Linked DNA regions of Homo sapiens: region 2 is linked to region 1. Evidence: read pairs that join two places in POLR2A ChIA-PET (ENCODE). Cell type or tissue: K562. All regions are shown on one strand. Links, peaks and the distances in the headings refer to the core of each region. The heading gives the core; the rest is flanking DNA.

Region 1 (9,781 bases), core at 1,530-6,529:
GGGCGGGTTCCACAGGATGGGAGATAGGGCCTCCCGTGCCCTGACTCCCTGAGGGTCTGGTCAGTCGCGATGGGTAGACTGGTGGCCGAGCTGCCGGTCATCGTAAGTGCTGTAGCGCTTGACGTGGATGCGGCGGACACGGTCCCGCAGTTCAAAGGTCTCCTCATCTTCACTGGGGGAAGCCTGGCTGCGGCTACGGCTTGTGGCCTCCAACAAGGAGTTGTCGGGGACGCGGGGAGTCTCATAGAGTAGGACGTTGAGTGTCTCCTCATAGATTCGGGCCTCTGGGAATTCCACCTGGGGTTAGGGAGGAAGAAGGTGGAGCAAGGTTTCATCTTCAAGAGGAAGCCATGCGTCAGAGCGGCTGGCCCTGAGGCTCCATAAGGCCTCCGCTACCTCTCATAAAACAGGTGGCGGTCCGTCTCCAGGGAAAGCCAGCCTCCCTCCGAAGGCGGGGTGAGGGGATGTACTCTACAGACATGAGGACAGGGAAGACCAACATCCTCCACACCCCTGCCCCAGCCTGAGACCAAGGGACTAGTGGGCATAGAGGGTGGGCCAGAGCTAGGTCCCAACACAGCTCTACCACTTGCTAGCTGTGGAGCCTTGGGCTGAACCCTTCTGGGCTGCAGCTCCCATATGTACAAAAGGTTGGTTCAGCTCAACCCCTGAGAGTTGCTGTCAACATTACGGGAAAGATGTGATTGCTTAGCAGAAGATTGGCACACAGCAAACCACCAAGCAGAGGCATACACAGAGCAGCTGCTATGCTGAGTGGTTATGCTGCCTTTCTCTGCCTGCCTGACGCAGTGTGTCACCGGCATGACCTGCCTGGAGGAAGGAGAAAGGGAAGGCAGTCAAGCACCTGAATTCTAGCCAGACCTGCTCTGTTGGACTGAGCTTCTGTTCACTCATCTGTCACATGGGGAGAGTGGCTCTAGCCCTGCGTGTCTCACAGGCATGTTGTGAGGGGTCACACGAGTTCATGAAAGACAACACACTTAAGAAGATGCCAGGTGCGCTGCCACTTCCGTCGCAGCATCACCAGCCACTGGAGACCTGCCCCTGAACCCTTTCACCACCGATAGGGTCAGGAACCACCTGTCGCCCTCCCTCCCACCCCTACACCAAAAACCGCAGAAGGAAGCAGGGCCACCTGTAAGTTGGCCTTCCCCAAACCCTCTGCAGATCTCCCAGCTGGAGGCACCTGGAGTAGTTTGGGGGTCGACAAGTTGCTTGGCAAGTCTGGCTACTTTGAGCTCTTCACACCCACATGGCCCTTCCTGGATGACCTGCCATCCACCCCAGCGTATCATCTCCAGGACCTGCACTCACAGGAGGCAGCTACTCTCTGGGGTAACTGACTGCAGCCTGGGGGAGAGGGGCCACCTGAGTTTGTGATGACTGTCACCTATCAAATGCCTCCTGTGTACCTGGCACTAAGTTGATTAGCCAGAAACCCCCAGCTGGTTGGGGCCAGTAAGGAGATTTTATTTTATTATTATTAAAAGTGTTTGGAAGTGGAATCTTGCTATTTTGCTTAGGCTGGCCTCAAACTCCTGGGCTCAAGGGATCTTCCCACAGCAGCCTCCTGAGTACTTGGGACTACAGGCATGTGCCACGATGCCTGGCTAATTTTTCTATTTTTTGTAAAGACGGGGTTTCACCATGTTGTCCAGGGTGGTCTTGAACTCCTGGGCTCAAGTGCTGTGCCCACCTGTGTCCCTGGCTCAGACAGGAGATCTGAACAGCATTCTAACACGAAAGCCCAAGCTGTTTCTACACCACACTGCTGCTCCAAAGAGTTGTATCATTTTCATATCTCGTTAAATTCATACTATCATCCCCATGTCTGCAAATGAGGAACCTGAGGCCCAGATGGCTTAAGTGGCTTATCCAAAGTCAGAAAACTGGCAAGTGGTGTGAGCCAGCGTTCAAACCTGAATTGGGCCAACTTCAAAGACCCAGTCCTTCCCACTGTACTAGGCTACTTCCTGGTGGTCAACGGCCCCTGCCCTGCGCTGTCAGGAACAAAGCAGTTCCCGTCCATTCCCCACACCCCTTGTTCTGGCCTTGTCCTTGCCCAGCACCATTACCGTGTTTGGAAAAAAGAGCCAAGTCCATGCCCCTTTTGCTCCGTGCTGGTCACAGCCCGACCACGTCCCCCGCACAGTGGGTGTGTGTCCTCCCCTACCCAGGCAGGGGCAATCCCCCACACCTTGGTCTGCTTCTTCTCCGTGGCATACACGATGGAGGTACAGCACACCTCTGCCAGCTTACGGCCCTGGCCATAAAAGGACCAGCAGCAGATCTCGTCACCAATGACATCCTTGATGAAGAGCACGCGGCCGTTGAAGCGCAGGGAGAGCTTGTCAAACAGCTCGATGTTTTTCAGCAGGTGGTCGTCAGAGTTGCTGAAAAAAACATGAGGGCCAAGCGGCTGGGAGTGAGGTTCCAGTCCAAGGGAGGGTGCTAGACAAGTGGGGCCCTCCCCTCCCTCCCTTCCCCCATCCTGTCCTGCCGAAATGAAAGCAAGATGCCAGGGGGCCAGGAGAGAAAGGATCATAGGGTACCCTCTGGGTTGGGGGGCCTGTGAGGAAAAGGAACTCAGTTGGTTTTAAGTCAAAGTAGGGACAGCTGAGGAAGGAGGTCTCCCCTCACTAACCCTGGAAGGAAGGAGACAAGGCTGCTATGTCAGTGGGAGGCATTCCTTCCCTTACTGTGGGGGTGACAGTGGCAATATGCCTGGCCACAGGGAATCATAGGGAGGGTTTGGGACTCTGAACCTGCAGCCACCTGCGTCTACCTAACTGTGGCCTATGGAGAGGACATGGCCTGGAGGGTGTGGGGAGGGAATCGGCCCAGTGTGAACTGCACAGGCTGGCTTGGGGGACTCCCAGCTCACCGGCCTCCTAGCATCCCCTCCACCCGGTAGGATGACACGTGTGAAAACACCTGCCATGCTGCCTTCGTGATACACGTTGAGGGCGCATTTCACCTTCAATCATTTATATCCCAGCCAGGGCACCCTGCTGAGTTCCAAAGGCCTCTGTCCCAATTTCCCTTCTACTTTCTGTTTTTCCCCAACTTGGCACAGCCAGTTCCAAGACCCAGGCCCAGACCCACGCCGACCGTGCTGGGAGTACAGGCAGTACTCCTTGGGTCTGCTGCCCAGTGTCTGTTGAGCCCTGTGACGCACCCTACCTGGTGTAGGAATACTTGTTGTTGCTTCTGTTGTACAGCAGCTTCACCACGGGCTGTGAAGGAGTTCAGAGTGAGGGGCCAGGCCAGGGGACTGGCATCCCCGGCCCGCACCCCTCAGAGGTCCTGGTACCTTGGTGGAGGATTCGATGAGCCGCTCCTCCTCCTTTAGGGATGTGATGATGGGGATGTTGCACACAGGCTGGTAGGAGTCCTTCTTGTCCTGTGCGACACAGAACAGAGAACCCTCTTTAGGATCTTCTGCTTCCCAGGCTTATCGAGGTATACCTCTGGAGCCCCTCTGCCATGGCCACCCGCTGCTTGGTGAGGAAGTGTCAGATACAGATCATGAGGCCCCTGACAATAGAAACTGCCAGCTGGAAAGCAGACCCCCAGTTAGAAAACCCAAGATCCAGGCCGGGTGCGGTAGCTCACACCTGCAATCCCAGCACTTTGGGAGGCTGAGGCAGGCAGATCACTTGAGCCCAGCAGTTCGAGACTAGCCTGGAAAACATGGTGAAACCTCATCTCTACAAAAAATACAAAGATTAGCTGGGTGCCATGGCGCATGCTGGCATTCCCAGCTACTCTGAAGGCCAAATCACGAGAATCACTTGAACCCAGGAGGCAGAAGTTGCAGTGAGCTGACATCGCACCACTGCACTCCAGCCTGGGTGACAGGAGTGAAACCCTGTCTCAAAAAACAAAAACAAAAACAGAAACAAAAGCAAAAACAGAAAAACCCCCTAAAATCCGGGTAGCAAAGCATAGAAACCAGAAGCAGGGCCTACTCACGCTGCCAAGTGTGAACACCTGGCTGCCAGGTTGGTGGGCCTGGGTGGCATCTCACTTGTCTCATTAGGTTTGCACTCATCAACCACGCCTCCCACACAACCTGCCAGGAACCAGAGTCCTCCATCCCACAAGAAGGGGGCAACTCCTGACCTCATCTGCCCGCCCTGCTCCGCCCCACCCATGTACCTGCAGGGCACTCTGGCACATATTCACCAGCCCCTGGATGAGGTAATACTTTGCTTCAGCCATCAATTCCTTGATTTCTTGCCGGTTCTGAGGGAGGGTGATGGTGTCATCTCGGAGGTAATTCAAAATGGTGCCAAAGTGCTTTCCACAACGGTCTATGAGGATCCAGCCTAGGGGTGCAGAAGGCCCTACAGGGTTAGTTTGCCGCCAGGTACCTCCGAGGCAGGCAAAGGCCACCTGACAAGCTGGCGGCAGGTGGCAGGGAAGGGGGTCCACGAGCACAAAGCCCTTACGCAGGGTGACAGAGGCGGGGATGGAGGTTCTAGCACTCAGGCCCATGGCTGCTCTTCACCCTTCCTCTCTGAAACCCAGAACTGGCACATCCCACGGGGGATACAGCCCTCCAGGCTGTAGAAGCCACAGGGGCCTAGGCTCAGGGTACCAGGCCCAGCCCAACACAGAAACCACCAGCCACTGCCGGCCTTCTGCCCGCTGCCCAGTCTTAAGGTGACGGCTCCTATGAGAATCTTGTCCTATTTAAATATTTTAAAAGTATGGCTCTTCTTCCTGGAAAATGCATAAACACAGCATTCCATATACAATTTCACAGAATTCTGAAGCTCTACTAGGGACTCCAGGTGAAGACACCCTACATAAAGTGAAGAGGAAAAGTGACTGAATTCTAGATCTGGTCATTTCCTTGGGAACTCCTCCTGCCCTCCCCACCCCGAGCGGCAGCCCCAGTGCCTCACCTTCTTTGTCGGTCAGCACCTCCATGCGCCCACTGAACATGGCCTTGAGCATGGTGTCGTGGCGGGTCAGGGCCCGCACAGTGGTGTAGTACAGAGAGCCGCCCACGTTGAGCTGGACATACTTGTTGCCCAACCCTCCTCCCTTGAAGCCACTGAGCTTGGGCTTGGCCCCTGAGGCTGGGCACAGGCAGGTGTCCCCCGACATCTCCCGCTGCAGGTAGATCACCACACGGCAGGAGGTAGGCTTGGAAGGCTCCGCCGTGGTGGAAAGGGTCACGAGTGAGTGGCCAGTGGAGGCCAGAGCCTCATAATCTCAGTGCTGTACATGGGAGAGGGAAGAGAAGACACGAACCAGCTGAGACAGCCCAGGAGGAGACAATAGCAGAAACACGACCGTACTCATTCTCTCCCTGACAAGCCCAAGCACTGCTCCCTGGCAGAGGCTAAGTCCCTGCCATTTTGCTTTCTTTTTTTTTTTTTTTTTTCTTAGAGACAGGGTCTCACTCTGTCACCCAGGCTGGAGTGCAGTGGTGCCATCTCGGCTCACTGCAGCCTTTGCCTCCCAGGCTCAAGTGATCCTCCCACCTCAGCCTCCTGAGTAGCTGGGACCACAGGTGCACACCACCACACCCAGCTAATTTTTTTTTTTTTTTTTTTTGGTAGAGACAGGGTTTTACCATGCTGCCCAGGCTGGTCTCGAATTCCTGAGCGCAGGCGATCCGCCCACCTCAGTCTCCCAAAGTGCTGGGATTATAAGTATGAATCACCGCGTCTGGCCTCCCTGCCATTTTTACTATAGCAGGAACCAGGGCTGGAGGCAGTCTCCCAGACTCCTGCCCTGGTCACCTCATCAGCCTCCCTGAGACTCAGCTCCACTCAGGGCAGCGAGGAAGACAAGCAAACCCATGGAACCAGTTAGAGAGGGCCAGAGGAACAGATCACCCTAGAGATCTACCAGTCAGATTCCAGTTACTTTCTTGTCAAGGTTCCCAGGATCCCAGACTTCCAACCAAACCTACTGGGAATCCAGCCAGTCTAGGAGTTTCCCAGGAGCCAGAGGGACAGGATGCACTTCCTTTCTAAAGATTCCAGCCTCCAGAGCAGTCTGTGCCAGTGTTTATTTTGAGCACCACCGAGAGTCTGGCTTCAGGAAGGAAAGTAAAAGCAGCTTCAGGAGAGAATGCAGTAAGCCAGGGTCGGGGGTGCCGGCCAGTGTTCTTGGTGCAGGTTACCTGGGCTTCGGCTGGGGCTTCCTGACCTTCCCCTTTCTTGGCACCAGCCTTGTCCCAAGTTCCTGAAATTGTCACCATTTTTCAGGGAAGAACAGCTATAGGATGGCTGTTTTCCTTTCTTTTTCCTGAGAGGGAGCCCAGCCCTACTCTCCTCTTCCCTCCCAATAAGAATGGGAGAAGAAAGGACTAGAAAAGATCAGAGGATAAATCTAAAAACAATGAGGTGAGATGTGTGCTGCCACCTGCCTGTACTCCTGGCTACTCAGTAGGCCGAGGTGGGAGGATCTCTTGAGCCCAGGAGTCAAGACCAGCCTTGGCAACATAGCAAGACCCCATCTCTTGGCATTTAATATGTACTAGCTCATTTAACTCATTCAGCAATTAAACTACTGAGTGCCTACTATGTTAAGCAGTAGGGAACAATGAAAAAATATTGTCTTTGCCTTCAAACAGTTCAAAGAAGCATCATAACAGGAATTTTTAAAAAGAGAGAAAGCTAGCATTTATTGTACCCCTACGTGCCAGGCATTGGGTACTCAGAAGAGAACACATATAGAAAGTCATGTCCACATGGAGCTTACATTCTAGTGGAAGGAAACAGACTAGCAACAAGGACTTAAATAAATAAGCAGATAATTCCAGAACCTGATAAATGCAATAAAGATAATAAAACAGTGATATGAGAGTGATTAGGGAGAGGCACTAATTTAGACAAAGGGACAGGAAAAGCATCTTTGGGATGGTGACATTTCAGCTGAGGTTTGAAGAGAGCATTGTAGACAGATGGAAGAGTAAGTGCAAAGTTCCTGTTAGAAACAAGTTTTAGGGGGCGGGTGTGGTGGCTCACACCTGTAATCCTAGCACTTTAGGAGGCCGAAGTGGGTGGATTGCTTGAGCCCAGGAGTTCAAGACCAGTCTGGGCAACATAGTGAGAGTTTGTTTCTACAAATAAAAAAAAATTAGCCAGATATGGTGGCTCATGCCTGTGGTCCCAGCTGCTCGGGAGGCTGAGGTGGGATGACTGCTTGAGCCTGGGAAAGTCAGCCTGGGTGACATAGGGAAATCTCATCTCAACAATGACAAAATTAAAACAAGTTTGAGGATCAGAAATACGGTCATAATGGCTGGTGCACAGACAGTAGGGGGAAGTTGGTTTGATGTCAAGTCAGGGAAGGCAGGCGTTAGATGATAACAAAGGTGGATTTCATACTAATTGCTATATAGTATATGAATCAATTGGAGGGTTGCAAGCAGGGGAGTGATATGATCTGACTTGCTTGTAGTGTATTTTGAAAAGATAACTTGCTGCTGGGTAGAGAATGAATTGTAAAGGTGCAAGAGAGAAAGTGGGAAGACCAGAGGAAGCAGTAGTCTAGGCAAGAAGAGATGATGGCAGCCTGGACCACATTGGTAATAATGGAGACAGAAAAAAAGTGGAATGATTTCACCGAATGCTCATCACATGCAGGAGTTTACAGTTGCTCATGCCTTGTAAGTGCAACCCAGAAGCAGGGCACTGGTTTCCCAAGTTTACCGCTGTGTTCCCCTAATGGTGCTCAGCACAATGCCATGCACATTTTAAGTATTTAACATACGTCAGTTTGTTAGACTGAAATTGTCCCTGAAAAGATTTAGGTAAGTCCCTGGGAAGAATGTCCAAGGAAGTGGACAGCCAGCGTGGGTGCTGTGTGAAGCAGTGAATTCCTTTGGCGGCTTGTCTGGGAGACTCTTTCATTTGCCACAGGGGTTGGGTATGGGAGGTGAGCCCTCACCAGGAGGTTGCCAATGACTAAGAAACACTAGAATGGTATGAGATCACCTTCCCTTTTCCCGCCCACCTCAAAGGAATAAATCCACCTCTCTAACAGGTATTAGCAAGTTCCCTGTGTATTTTGTGTCTAGTCCTAGTTTTCCCAGGATCAGAGAAAGCACACATACATGTTCTGCCAATGCAAAGGAGCTCAAAGGATAGGCCTGCCAAGAGAGGTCGGCGGATCCAGAGCTAATCTCTTCCTTTCCTACAAAGCAATTGCTTTGAGCCCCTGGATGACGTCAATCACATTCCGCCCAGACCAATGGGTTCCAGGAATTCTGTGGCAGGTGACGCCCCAGAAAGTAATTCCAGTGAGAATGAAGTTTCCACTGATAGCCACAGTGCTCTTCCTTCCGCACTTTGTGTGTGGATATTTGGGGATGCCCGGGGCTAAGGGCGGATCCGTGGCTCACGCAACGAAGCTAATGGGAACCCAAGCACAACAAAGGGCAAACAGCCGCGGAGGTGGAAAGAGGAGGGGTCTAAAAGGAAGAAGGACCCAGAAATCCGTCAGACACGGAGGACGGCGGGAGGAAAGCTGAGGGCTAGAGTGGCGGATCTAGCAGAAACCCTAGGTGTAAAGGTTAAGCGTCACCCAAAAAGTCCTGGGAAATGTGGCCGGTGTGGGCTCTTCTCTAGCCCGGACCACTCCTCACTACCGAGAAACCCACACCGGTTCTCACGCCCACCCTCCGTGGGAGATCGGAGCTCTCCATCTCCCCTACGCCGCCCGCGCCTTTTCCCCCAGGACCCGGCCGGGCTCGCTCTACTCCAGCAGGGGCCGTCCATCCCTTCCCCGAGGGCATCGGCGGGCCCGGCTCTCACCGTCCCCGGGGGCGCCTCTCCTCTCAGCTGGGTGGCCAGCGGACTCCGAGCCGCCCCTAGCCTGCAGCCGCCTGCCCCTCAGCAGTCCCAAGCTGTGAGCTCACATCCTGCGCTCGTCGACTCCGCCCGGAGTGCTGCCCAGCCCAGCCGGCTGGGGAGCCTGAGACTACAAGTCCCTGCATGCATAGCGCTCTATCCGGGAAAGGGTGGAGGCGGAATCCCCCGAGGGTCTTCGCGGAGAGAGCAGAGCTACTTCTGGCCGCCTTGCCGGCGCTAAGGCTTCTGGGTCTTGTAGGCCGGGCCTCCCCTCGGGCCTCTGTTTCCCAGCAGGCTCTGTGGAATGGGGGCTGTAAGTGCTTCCGGAGTCAGGAAGGTAGTGACGTCATAGGTAAACAGGCTCTGTATCCGTGGCAGCGGCCGTGGCAGGCTGGCTGGGTACCGGCTGTCGCTGACCCAGGAGAAGCTGCCTGTCTACATCAGCCTGGGCTGCAGCGCGCTGCCGCCGCGGGGCCGGCAGGTAGGCTGACCTCGGGTCGGGGGACGCGGGCGGACCAGGGGCGAGAGGAGCCTGACAGGCCCGCGTCCTGAGGAAAGGCAGTACCGGGCGGGGAGAGACGTGGGAATTCCGCCCCACTCTCAGGGGGGCGCTTTCACACCCAGCTTAGGCCTGGAGTTTGATGCGTTGATGCTTGCCACGATCTTACGAGGAAACTGCGGCTCGGATAAGTTCGGGGAGTTTACATAGTAAAGAGTCGGCTCGCAGTGCCTCGCATGCATCTGGGAGAGCCGGGGCGCAGAAAGTATGCCACCGCCTCATGCTCAGGGAGCTTAGTCCCAGCTCTTGGGCCAGGTGTTGCTCAGATGCTCAGACACGCGTGTGATGGGAGTTGGTAGATAATCTGTGAACTCTTTCCCTGCACCTCTTCTTCCATCTTACCTATCTCTTTAAGCCAGCCCTTCCAATCAGATAGGTGGGC
Region 2 (9,781 bases), core at 1,747-6,746, 72 kb after region 1:
AGTTCAGGGGGAAAGTAGGTTATAAAATGTTTCTTATTGGACCTAAAAGGGTGCCTGGCTTATAGTTTATTCTCTCCTGGATCTGGAAAAAAAGGAAGGAAAACAAAGAGGAAAGGGGATTGATTCTCTATAGAATGTGGATTTTTCCCACTTGAGATTTGGCAGGGCAATTTCAAGGTATGGCAAGGAAATATATTGTGGGTTAAATATTTTTTCCTTGTGCCAGAATTACATTGAAAAGTAAGTCATGATATATAGGGTCAAATAAAACCCATCTCGTGAGAATTTATGGTTTGTAGGGCATGACTCCCTAGACCCCTTAGGTAGGAATTTGGGCAAAATAAAAAATCAGAGCTTAGTCATCAACTGTATCCGGGCAGCCTGCCTTCAGAAGTCCAGATGAACTCAGATGAGCAAGCTGGACTTTCTCAATTCCTTCTAGAGCCTGAAACTCAAAACCCAGAGACCCTTGAAGAGATCCAGTCCTCTTAGCACCAGCAAGAAGCCCCAGCACAGCTTCCACAGCTCCCTGAGGAGGTAGAACCTTCTTTAACCCAGCAGGAGTCCCCAGCTCTGCCTTCACAGTCCCTTGAGGGGGTCGCTCTTCTTCAACAGAGCAGGAGTCCCCAGCACAGCAGCTACCTCCCTCTGAAGAAATTGTAGCTCAGCCATCAATACATCATGAGGTAAATGTCCCATTTAAAAGTTGGAGTGAAGCTCAGCACTCACACTTGCCCAATGTCAAGCCAGGAACAGGCTGCCTCTCTGCCTCCAGAGCACCCCAAGGAGGTCAACTCTTCCTCAGCCCAATTAAAGGCCCCAGCTCAGACAACAGAGTTCCCTGAGGAGATGAAACCTTCTGCAACTCAGCAAGGGACTCCAGCTGAGCCTCCAGGTCCTCCTGTGGAGGTTGAACCTTCCCCCAGTGAGCAGGAGCAGCCAGTTCAGCCTTGTGAGTTTCCTAGGGGAGTTGAACCTTCTCAGACCCAGCAGGAGGCCCCAGCTCAGCTCCAGAGTCTATGGAGGGTGCAGTTCAAACTCCACTGAATCATGAGGTGACAGTCCAACTTCCAGGCGAGGATCAAGCTCATTATAACTTGCCCAATGTTACAGTTAAACCTGCGGATGTGGATATTGCCATAACTTCAGAGTCTGCCAAGAAGACTGAATCTTCTCCAGCCCAGCAGGAGGCCCCAACCCAGTCTCCAGAGGAGGTGGAAACTTCTGCAACCCAAGAGGAGGCCACAACTGATCCTCCAGGTCCTCCTGTGGAGGCTGACCCTTCCCGCAGTGAGCAGGAACAGCCAGCTTAGCCCTCTGAGTCTTCTGGGGAGGTTGAATCTTCTCCAGCCAAGAAGGAGACCCCAGCTCAGCCTCCAGAACATTATGAAGTTACAGTTTCACCTCCAGGTCACCATCAAGCTCAGCATTCCGGTTTGCCCAATGTCACTGTTAAGCCTCCAGATATGCAGCTCACCATAGCAACAGAGCCTACTGCAGAGGTGGGAACTTCTCCAGTCTACCAAGAGGGTACAGCTCAGCTCTCAGGGCCAGTTAATGATGTAGAACCTTCTGCCACCCAGCATGGGGGCCCACCTCTGCCTCCAGAGTCATTGGAAGAGGCTGGGCCTTTACCAGTTCAACAGGAGACTTCAGTTCAGTCTCCAGAACCTATTAAGGATCAGAACCCCTCTGCAGCCCAGCAGGAGGCTGAGCATCCACAGACCCCTGAGGAGGTTGAGTCTTCTCTAACCCAGCAGGAGGCCCCAGCTCAGACTCCAGAGCTCCTTAATGAAGTTGTAGCTCAATCTCCAGAGCATCATGAGGTAACAGTTTCTCCTCTAAGTCATGATCAAGTTCAGCCTCCAACATTGTACAATGTCACTGTTAAACCTGTGGATCACATGGTTACCATGACTCCAGATTTCACTAATCAGGTTGAAATTTTAACCCAACAGGGGGACCCAGGTCAGCCCTTAGTGTCCCCTGAGCAGTTTCAACATTTGAAACACCAGCAAGAGATTATAGTTCAGCAGCTAAATATCCCGAAAATGATGAACTTCCTCCAGTCCATCAAGAGCCCACAACTCAGCTTCCAGTCGAGCTCTCTTCAGACTTTGAAAGTTCATTGAATGATGGGATGATATTTTCACCTCTAGATCTGTCTTCAATATTCAGAAGTAATTCAACTTTGCCTAATACCACAGTTAAAAATGTGGATATGGAGCTTCCCATACCTTCAGCAGTCACTATGGAGGTTGAACCTTCTCCAGTCCAGCAAGACAACCCTCCTATTCCCACTGAGCAGGCTGACTTTTCTCTAGCCCAGCCTGATCTGCCTTCCCCACCTCTGCATTCTCCTGAAAAGATTGAACCTCCAGTCCAGTAAGAGGCCACAGCTCAGACTCCAGATACCCCTAAGAAGGTAGAACCTTCTCCAGTCCAGCAAGAGTTCAAGCTGAGTCACCAGAGGCCCCTAAGGAGGTTGAACCATGTGCAACCCAGCAGGAAGCCTCAGGTCATCCTCCAAAGTCCACTGAAGAGGTCACTCCTCCACCGCAGCAGGAGATATCAGCTCAGCCATCAGAGCCACCTAAGAAGGTCGAACCATCTCCAGTCCTACAGCAGCCCCCAACTCAGCTTTTAGAGCCAACTAAAGAGGTAGAATCCTCTCCAGTCTAGCAGGCAGGCCCTGCTCAGTCTTCAGAGCCCCCTATGGTGACAGAACCCTCTCTGACCCAGCAGATAGCCCCATCTTTGCCTCCAGAGTTCCCTCAGGAGGTTGGACCATAACTAACTCAGCAGGAGGTTCCAGCTCAGATTCCAGAGCCCTCTATGGAGGCAGAACCTTCTCCAACCCAGCAGGAGGCCACAGTTCAGGTTCCAGAGCCCCCTAAGGACATAGAACTTTCAAGCCAGCAGATGGTCCCACTTCAGCTTCCATAGCCACTTAAGGAGGTTGCAGCTCAACATCCAGCTCACTATGAGGTGACAGTTCCAACACAAGGGCAGGATCAAGCTCAGCACTCAATATTAGCCAGTTTCACAGTTCAACCTTTGGATCTGGGGCTTACCATCACTCCAGAATCCATGACAGACGTTGAACTTTCTCCAACCATGCAGGAGACCCCAACTCAGCCTCCTAAGAAAGTTGTACCCCAACTTCCAGCATATCAAGAGGTAACAGCCGCAACACCAGGTCAGGATCAAGCTCAGCATTCAATGTCACCCAGCATTACAGTTCAACCTATGCACCTGGGAGTTACCATAAGCCCAGAATCCAGTACAGAGGTTGAACATCCTACACCCTTGAAGAAGACTATAGTTCCTCCAAACCACCCTAAGGTGACACTTCCACATCCAGGCCATGTTCAGACTCAGCATTCAAACCTGACTCAAGCCACAGTTCAACCTTTGGATCAGGGGCTTACCATCACTCCAGAATCCACTACAGAGGTTGAACCTTCTACAGCTCTGACGACTACATTTTCTTCTCCAAAACATCCTGAGGTGAGACTTCTACCTTCAGACAAGGGTCAGACTCAACTCACAATTCAACCTTTAGATCGGGGGCTTACCATCACGCCTGAATCCACTACAAAGGTTGAACCTTCTACAGCCCTGACGACTACAGCTCCAGCTCCAAAATGCCGTGAGGTGACATTTCCACCTCCAGACAAAGGTCAGGCTCAGCATTCAAGCCTGACTCAACTCACAATTCCATCCCTTACCATAACTACAGAGCCTACTAGAGGTTAAACTGTCTGCAACCATGGAGGAGACCTCATATGCCTGATGATCTGCAGTCTGATCTTCATCTACATTTTGACCCTTACTTTTGAGGTGAAAAGCTAAGCTAGGGCCTGGTTCTGGTCCCAGTCTAGCATTGGAACCACTTCTAGGAACGTTTCTTGCTGAGTCAGCTTGTCATACAGATCATGATCTGCATTTTGAACCTACTTTTGTGGTGAAAAGCTCAGGTAGGGCCTGGTTCTGGTCCCAGTCTAGCATTGGAAACACTTCTAGGAACGTTTCTTGCTGAGTCAGCTTGTCATACAGATCCTGGTCTACATTTTGAACCTTACTTTTGAGGTGAAAAGTGAAAGGCAATGGAAGGGTGCCACGGACAAAAACGGTCGAGAGGCAGTGCAAAGAAGGCAAAAGTTCCTTTATTAAGCTCTCAGGCGAGGTTCACTGGTCCGCAGGGGAGGGCCAGGGAAGTCGCATTGTGTTGGAGGTGCAGCACGCTTATCTGGACACTAGGTGAGGTAGGGGCGGAGTTGGGGTGGGGCAAGGGAGGAGTTAGTTAGGTTTCGTTTTCCTGAGTGTGACGCGCCTTAGTGGGCACGTGTGCTAGCCGGGATGGCAGGAACCGGGGGAAGATGAACCCGGAAATGCTGAGTCAGGGTGGCCTAGATGGTTGCCTGTCGCCATCTTGGGACCTTCAACGGAGTCCAAACAAAAAGCTAAGCTAGGGCCTGGTTCTGGTCCCAATCTAGCATTGGAACCACTTCTAGGAATGTTTCTTGCTGAGTCAGCTTGTCATATAGATCCTGGTCTACATTTTGAACCTTACTTTTGAGGTGAAAAACTAAGCTAGGGCCTGGTTCTGGTCCCAGTCTAGCATTAGAACCACTTCTAGGAACGTTTCTTGCTGAGTCAGCTTGTCATATACATCTTGATCTACATTTTGAACCTACTTTTGAGGTGAAAAGCTAAGCTAGGGCATGGTTCTGGTCCCAGTCTAGCATTGGAACCACTTCTAGGAACGTTTCTTCCTGAGTCAGCCTGTCATACAAATCCTGGTCTATATTTTGAACCTTACTTTTGAGGTGAAAAGTGAAAGGCAATGGAAGGGTGCCGCGGACAAAAAGCGTCAAGAGGCAGGGCAAAGAAGGCAAAAGTTCCTTTATTAAGTTCTCGGGCGAGGTTCACTGGTCCGCAGGGGAGGGCCAGAGAAGTCGCACTGTGTTGGAGGTGCAGCACGCTTATATGGACACTAGGTGAGGTAGGGGCAGAGTCGGGGTGGGTCAAGGGCGGAATTAGTTAGGTTTCGTTTTCCTGAGTGTGACACGCCTTAGTGGGCACACATGCTAGCCCGGATGGCGGGAACCGGGGGAAGATGAACCCGGAAATGCTGAGTCAGGGTGGCCAAGATGGTTGCCTGTCGCCATCTTGGGGCCTTCACCGGAGTCCAAACAAAAAGCTAAGCTAGGGCCTGGTTCTGCTCCCAGTCTAGCATTGGAACCACTTCTAGGAACGTTTCTTGCTGAGTCAGCTTGTCATACAGATCCTGGTCTACATTTTGAACCTTACTTTTGAGGTGAAAAGCTGAGGTAGGGCCTGGCTCTGGTCCCAGTCTAGCATTGGAACCACTTCTAGGAATGTTTCTTGCTGAGTCAGCTTGTCGTACAGATCCTGATCTACATTTTGAACCTTACTTTTGAGGTGAAAAGTGAAAGGCAATGGAAGAGTGCCTCGGACAAAAAGGGTCGAGAGGCAGGGCAAAGAAGGCAAAGTTTCCTTTATTAAGCCCTCGGGCAAGGTTCACTTGTCCGCAGGGGAGGGCCAGGGAAGTCGCACTGTGTTGTAGTTGCAGCACGCTTATATGGACACTAGGTGATGTAGGGGCGGAGTCGGGGTGGGGCAAGGGCGGCGTTAGTTAGGTTTCGTTTTCCTGAGAGTGACGCGCCTTAGTGGGCACGCGTGCTAGCCGGGATGGCGGGAATGGGGGGAAGATGAACCCGGAAATGCTGAGTCAGGGTGGCCAAGATGGTTGCCTGTCGCCATCTTGGGGCCTTCACCGGAGTCCAAACAAAAAGCTAAGCTAGGGCCTGGTTCTGCTCCCAGTCTAGCTTTGGAACCACTTCTAGGAACGTTTCTTGCTGAGTCAGCTTGTCATACAGATCCTGGTCTACATTTTGAACTTTACTTTTGAGGGGAAAACCTAAGCTAGGGCCTGGTTCTGGTCCCGTTCTAGCATTGGAACCACTTCTAGGAACGTTTCTTGCTGAGTCAGCTTGTCATACAGATCCTGATCTACATTTTGAACCTACTTTTGAGGTGAAAAGCTTAGCTAGGACCTGGTTCTGGTCCCAGTCTAGCGTTGGAACCACTTCTAGGAACGTTTCTTGCTGAGTCAGCTTGTCATACAGATCCTGGTCCACATTTTGAACCTTACTTTTGAGGTGAAAAGTGAAAGGCAATGGAAGGGTGCCGCGGACAAAAAGGGTCGAGAGGCAGGGCAAAGAAGGCAAAAGTTCCTTTATTAAGCTCTCGGGCGAGGTTCACTGGTCCGCAGGGTAGGGCCAGGGAAGTCGCACTGTGTTGGAGGTGCAGCTCGCTTATATGGACACTAGGTGAGGTGAGGGCGGAGTCGGGGTGGGGCAAGGGCGGAGTTAGTTAGGTTTCCTTTTCCTGAGTGTGACGCGCCTTAGTGGGCACACGTGCTAGCCGGGATGGTGGGAACGGGGGGAAGATGAACCCAGAAATGCTGAGTCAGGGTGGCCAAGATGGTTGCCTGTCGCCATCTTGGGGCCTTCACCAGAGTCCAAACAAAAAGCTAAGCTAGGGCCTGGTTCTGCTCCCAGTCTAGCATTGGAACCACTTCTAGGAACGTTTCTTGCTGAGTCAGCTTGTCATACAGATCCTGGTCTACATTTTGAACCTTACTTTTGAGGTGAAAAGCTCAGCTAGGTCCTGGCTCTGGTCCCAGTCTAGCATTGGAACCACTTCTAGGAACGTTTCTTGCTGAGTCAGCTTGTCATACAGATTCTGGTCTACATTTAGAACCTTGCTTTTGAGGTGAAAAGTGAAAGGCAATGGAAGGGTTCCATAGACAAAAAGGGTCGAGAGGCAGGGCAAAGAATGCAAAAGTTCCTTTATTAAGCTCTTGGACGAGGTTCACTGGTCCGCAGGGGAGGGCCGGGGAAGTCGCACTGTGTTGGAGGTGCAGCAGGCTTATATGGACACTAGGTGAGTTAGGGGCGGATTCGGGGTGGGGCAAGGGCGGAGTTAGTTAGGTTTTATTTTCCTGAGTGTGACACGCCTTAGCGGGCTCACGTTCTTGCCGGGATGGCGGGAACGGGGGGAAGATGAACCCGCTAATGCTGAGTCAGGGTGGCCAAGATGGTTGCCTGTCGCCATCTTGGGGCCTTCACCGGAGTCCAAACAAAAAGCTAAGCTAGGGCCTGGTTCTGGTCCCTGTCTAGCATTGGAACCACTTCTAGGAACGTTTCTTGCTGAGTCAGCTTGTCATACAGATCCTGGTCTACATTTTCAACCTACTTTTGAGGTGAAAAGCTAAGCTAGGGCCTGGTTCTGGTCCTAGTCTTGCATTGGAACCACTTCTAGGAACGTTTCTTGCTGAGTCAGCTTGTCATACAGATCCTGATGTGCAGCAGCAAATTGCTCTGGCTCCGGGGGCAGGTCTCCAGCTGAATGTGTGCCTACGAATGGAATCAAAGTCTCATCAAAATCTCAGTCAGTTCCTGAGGCAGAAGAGATGGGTGTGTCTTATCCAAGATTTCTCTGGCTCCAGGGGCAGGTCTCCAGCTGAATCTGTGCCTACAAATGGAATCAAAGTCTCATCAAAGTCTCAGTCAGTTCCTGAGGCAGAAGAGATGGGTGTGTCTTATCCAAGATTTCTCTGGCTCCAGGGGCAGGTCTCCAGCTGAATCTGTGCCTACGAATGCAATCAAAGTCTCATCAAAGTCTCAGTTCCTGAGGCAGAAGAGATGGGTGTGTCTTATCCAAGATTTCTCTGGCTCCAGGGGCAGGTCTCCAATGCAAACAAAGTCTCATCAAAGTCTCAGTTCCTGAGGCAGAAGAGATGGGTGTGTCTTATCCAAGATTTCTCTGGCTCCAGGGGCAGGTCTCCAGCTGAATCTGTGCCTACAAATGGAATCAAAGTCTCATCAAAGTCTCAGTCAGTTCCTGAGGCAGAAGAGGTGGGTGTGTCTTATCCAAGATTTCTCTTATGGAACAAAGTTACATCAAAGCCAATTTAAAAGCCTATGTAAAAAAAATTATTATTATTGATGCAATGTATACAAATATATAGACCAATATAATAAGTTTACTATTCCTACCATGATTTGTCTTTAGTAAAATGGGAAACTGGAGAAAAACTTATGTTTCCAAATGATTATATATCTGTGTTAGATTCTAGTCTTGCCTAATTTTTTTTCAATTTGGATTACTTTCTACAGTTTGGACCAAATTCTAATTTTTTTTTATTACAAGTCTCCAAAATAATTTTTAAATTTTTTTTTCCTTCTTTTTTCCATTTTTCCTAATTTGGAGTCACTGAAAACTAAGCTGTGCTTTCTTAAAATCCTGTGAACTGAAGCCAGACAACTTAAACTTCAGAAGAAAATAACAGCAACCTATTTACATACATAAACCACTTTCATACCTGCCTACTGATGCATAGACTTCAGAGTAATGAGGCCTATATCAAATGTTTCCCGGATTGTTCTTTTGTTTGTTGTTGTTTTCTCTCTCTTCCTCCCACTATTTTCTCTTCGCAGGACATGAGACTTAACAACCTGCTAAAAATGAGCTTTTGGGACCTACCCATCAAGGAATAAACTGTCCTCGCCATGAGAGATCAAATGAAACCTGAGACCAGAGACTCATTTTCTTGTAAAATGCTTTCTCCAACAGATTTTTAAAAAGAAAAGGGGGGAAATGTGAAAGGAAAATATCTGTGGTCCCCAAAATCACGAAGGAAAACTCAAGCCGGGAACTGCTTAGGGCAAACCTGCCTCCCATTCTATTCAAAGTCACTCCTTTGCCCAATCAGATAGATGCTTATCTGATTTGCCTCCTTTGGAAAGGCTGATCAGAAACTCAAAAGAATGGAACCATTTGTGTAACAGCCATCTGTGACCTGGAAGCTTCCTTCCCACTTCAGTCTTCCTGCCTTTGCTTCAAGTTGTCCTGTCTTTCCAGATGAAGCAATGTACTTCTTAACATATATTGACTGATGTCTCATGATGTCTCCCTAAATGTATGAAACCAAGCTGTGCCTGACAACCTTGGACATATTTTGTCAAGACTTCCCTGAGGCTGTCATTGGTGCATCCTCAACCTTGGCAAAATAAACTTTCTAAATTAACTGAGACCTGTCTCAAGTTTAGGGGGTTCACAGTGGGGGGGGCAATTCAGTCTGGGAGAGAAGGCTTTAATCCGAGTGAAGAGCCCTTTGCACTACTAGCCTGCGAGGAGGCTGAACTGTCTTCCTGCCTTGACTTAACACAGCCGTTACCATAGAAATTACAGCGCCACTCTTCAGAGGTCTACCCTGTGTGCACACATGGACAAGAGGTTTAGGTTGTTAAAGTCAGCATATTAAACAATTTCCTGAAATGCGGCTGTAACTAGAACCCAGCTGACTTCCCCCACTGCCATTCTTACCTATTTTATTGCTCATTGTCTGGCACAATCAATAGCATGTGAACGCCAAGCAGGTGCTTCATCTTATTCCAGTGCCTAGAATAGGCATATGTTGCAGATTAATGGTTTTAAATGGAAGGGATTCCAAGACTCACTTCATCAAGGGGTAGATCTACTGTTATAATCAGATTTCTGAAATCAGTGCTGACTTCCTCTCACATTTCATGGGAAGCTAGATTTCTTAAAGGTTAAAGTTTCCTTGATGGGTTTTATTTAAATTGAATTAAAATAATTATTTTACAGAGAAAAACCTCGAAACACTTTGCAACTTTGGGGTGAAAGTTAAATAAAACATGCTAGCCCCAAATTAAGTTCCCACTGA

The links. ChIA-PET counts read pairs that join two places held together with the same protein. Peaks named below come from ENCODE experiments on the same cell type or tissue, not always from the same donor. Only the 100,000 strongest peaks of a DNase experiment are listed, where the experiment ranks them.
Region 2: POLR2A ChIA-PET joins it to region 1 with 5 read pairs; 11 of 35 experiments call an interaction of 5 or more read pairs at or near these places.

What each region holds. Positions count from the first base shown.
Region 1 is chr17:28,334,880-28,344,660 of GRCh38, reverse strand. TNFAIP1 (TNF alpha induced protein 1) reads right to left here and starts at 8,900. Exons shown (of 7, transcript NM_021137.5): 1 at 8,805-8,900; 2 at 4,935-5,253; 3 at 4,183-4,352; 4 at 3,335-3,424; 5 at 3,205-3,257; 6 at 2,219-2,414; 7 at 1-297. The coding sequence starts at 5,139. The coding sequence ends at 61. It overlaps IFT20 (intraflagellar transport 20), which reads left to right and starts at 9,189. Exons shown (of 5, transcript NM_001267776.2): 1 at 9,189-9,321. RefSeq lists enhancers at 1-473, 8,848-9,377 and silencers at 8,758-8,807, 9,301-9,492. In K562, for the core only: a CTCF peak has its summit at 6,421; no DNase peak of the experiment used is centred there.
Region 2 is chr17:28,262,974-28,272,754 of GRCh38, reverse strand. It overlaps LOC101926984 (leucine-rich repeat-containing protein 37A3), which reads left to right and starts at 287. Exons shown (of 1, transcript XR_001752821.1): 1 at 287-9,121. RefSeq lists enhancers at 4,358-5,557, 6,953-8,152. In K562, for the core only: no CTCF peak of the experiment used is centred there; DNase peaks (open chromatin) are centred at 2,514 and 4,324.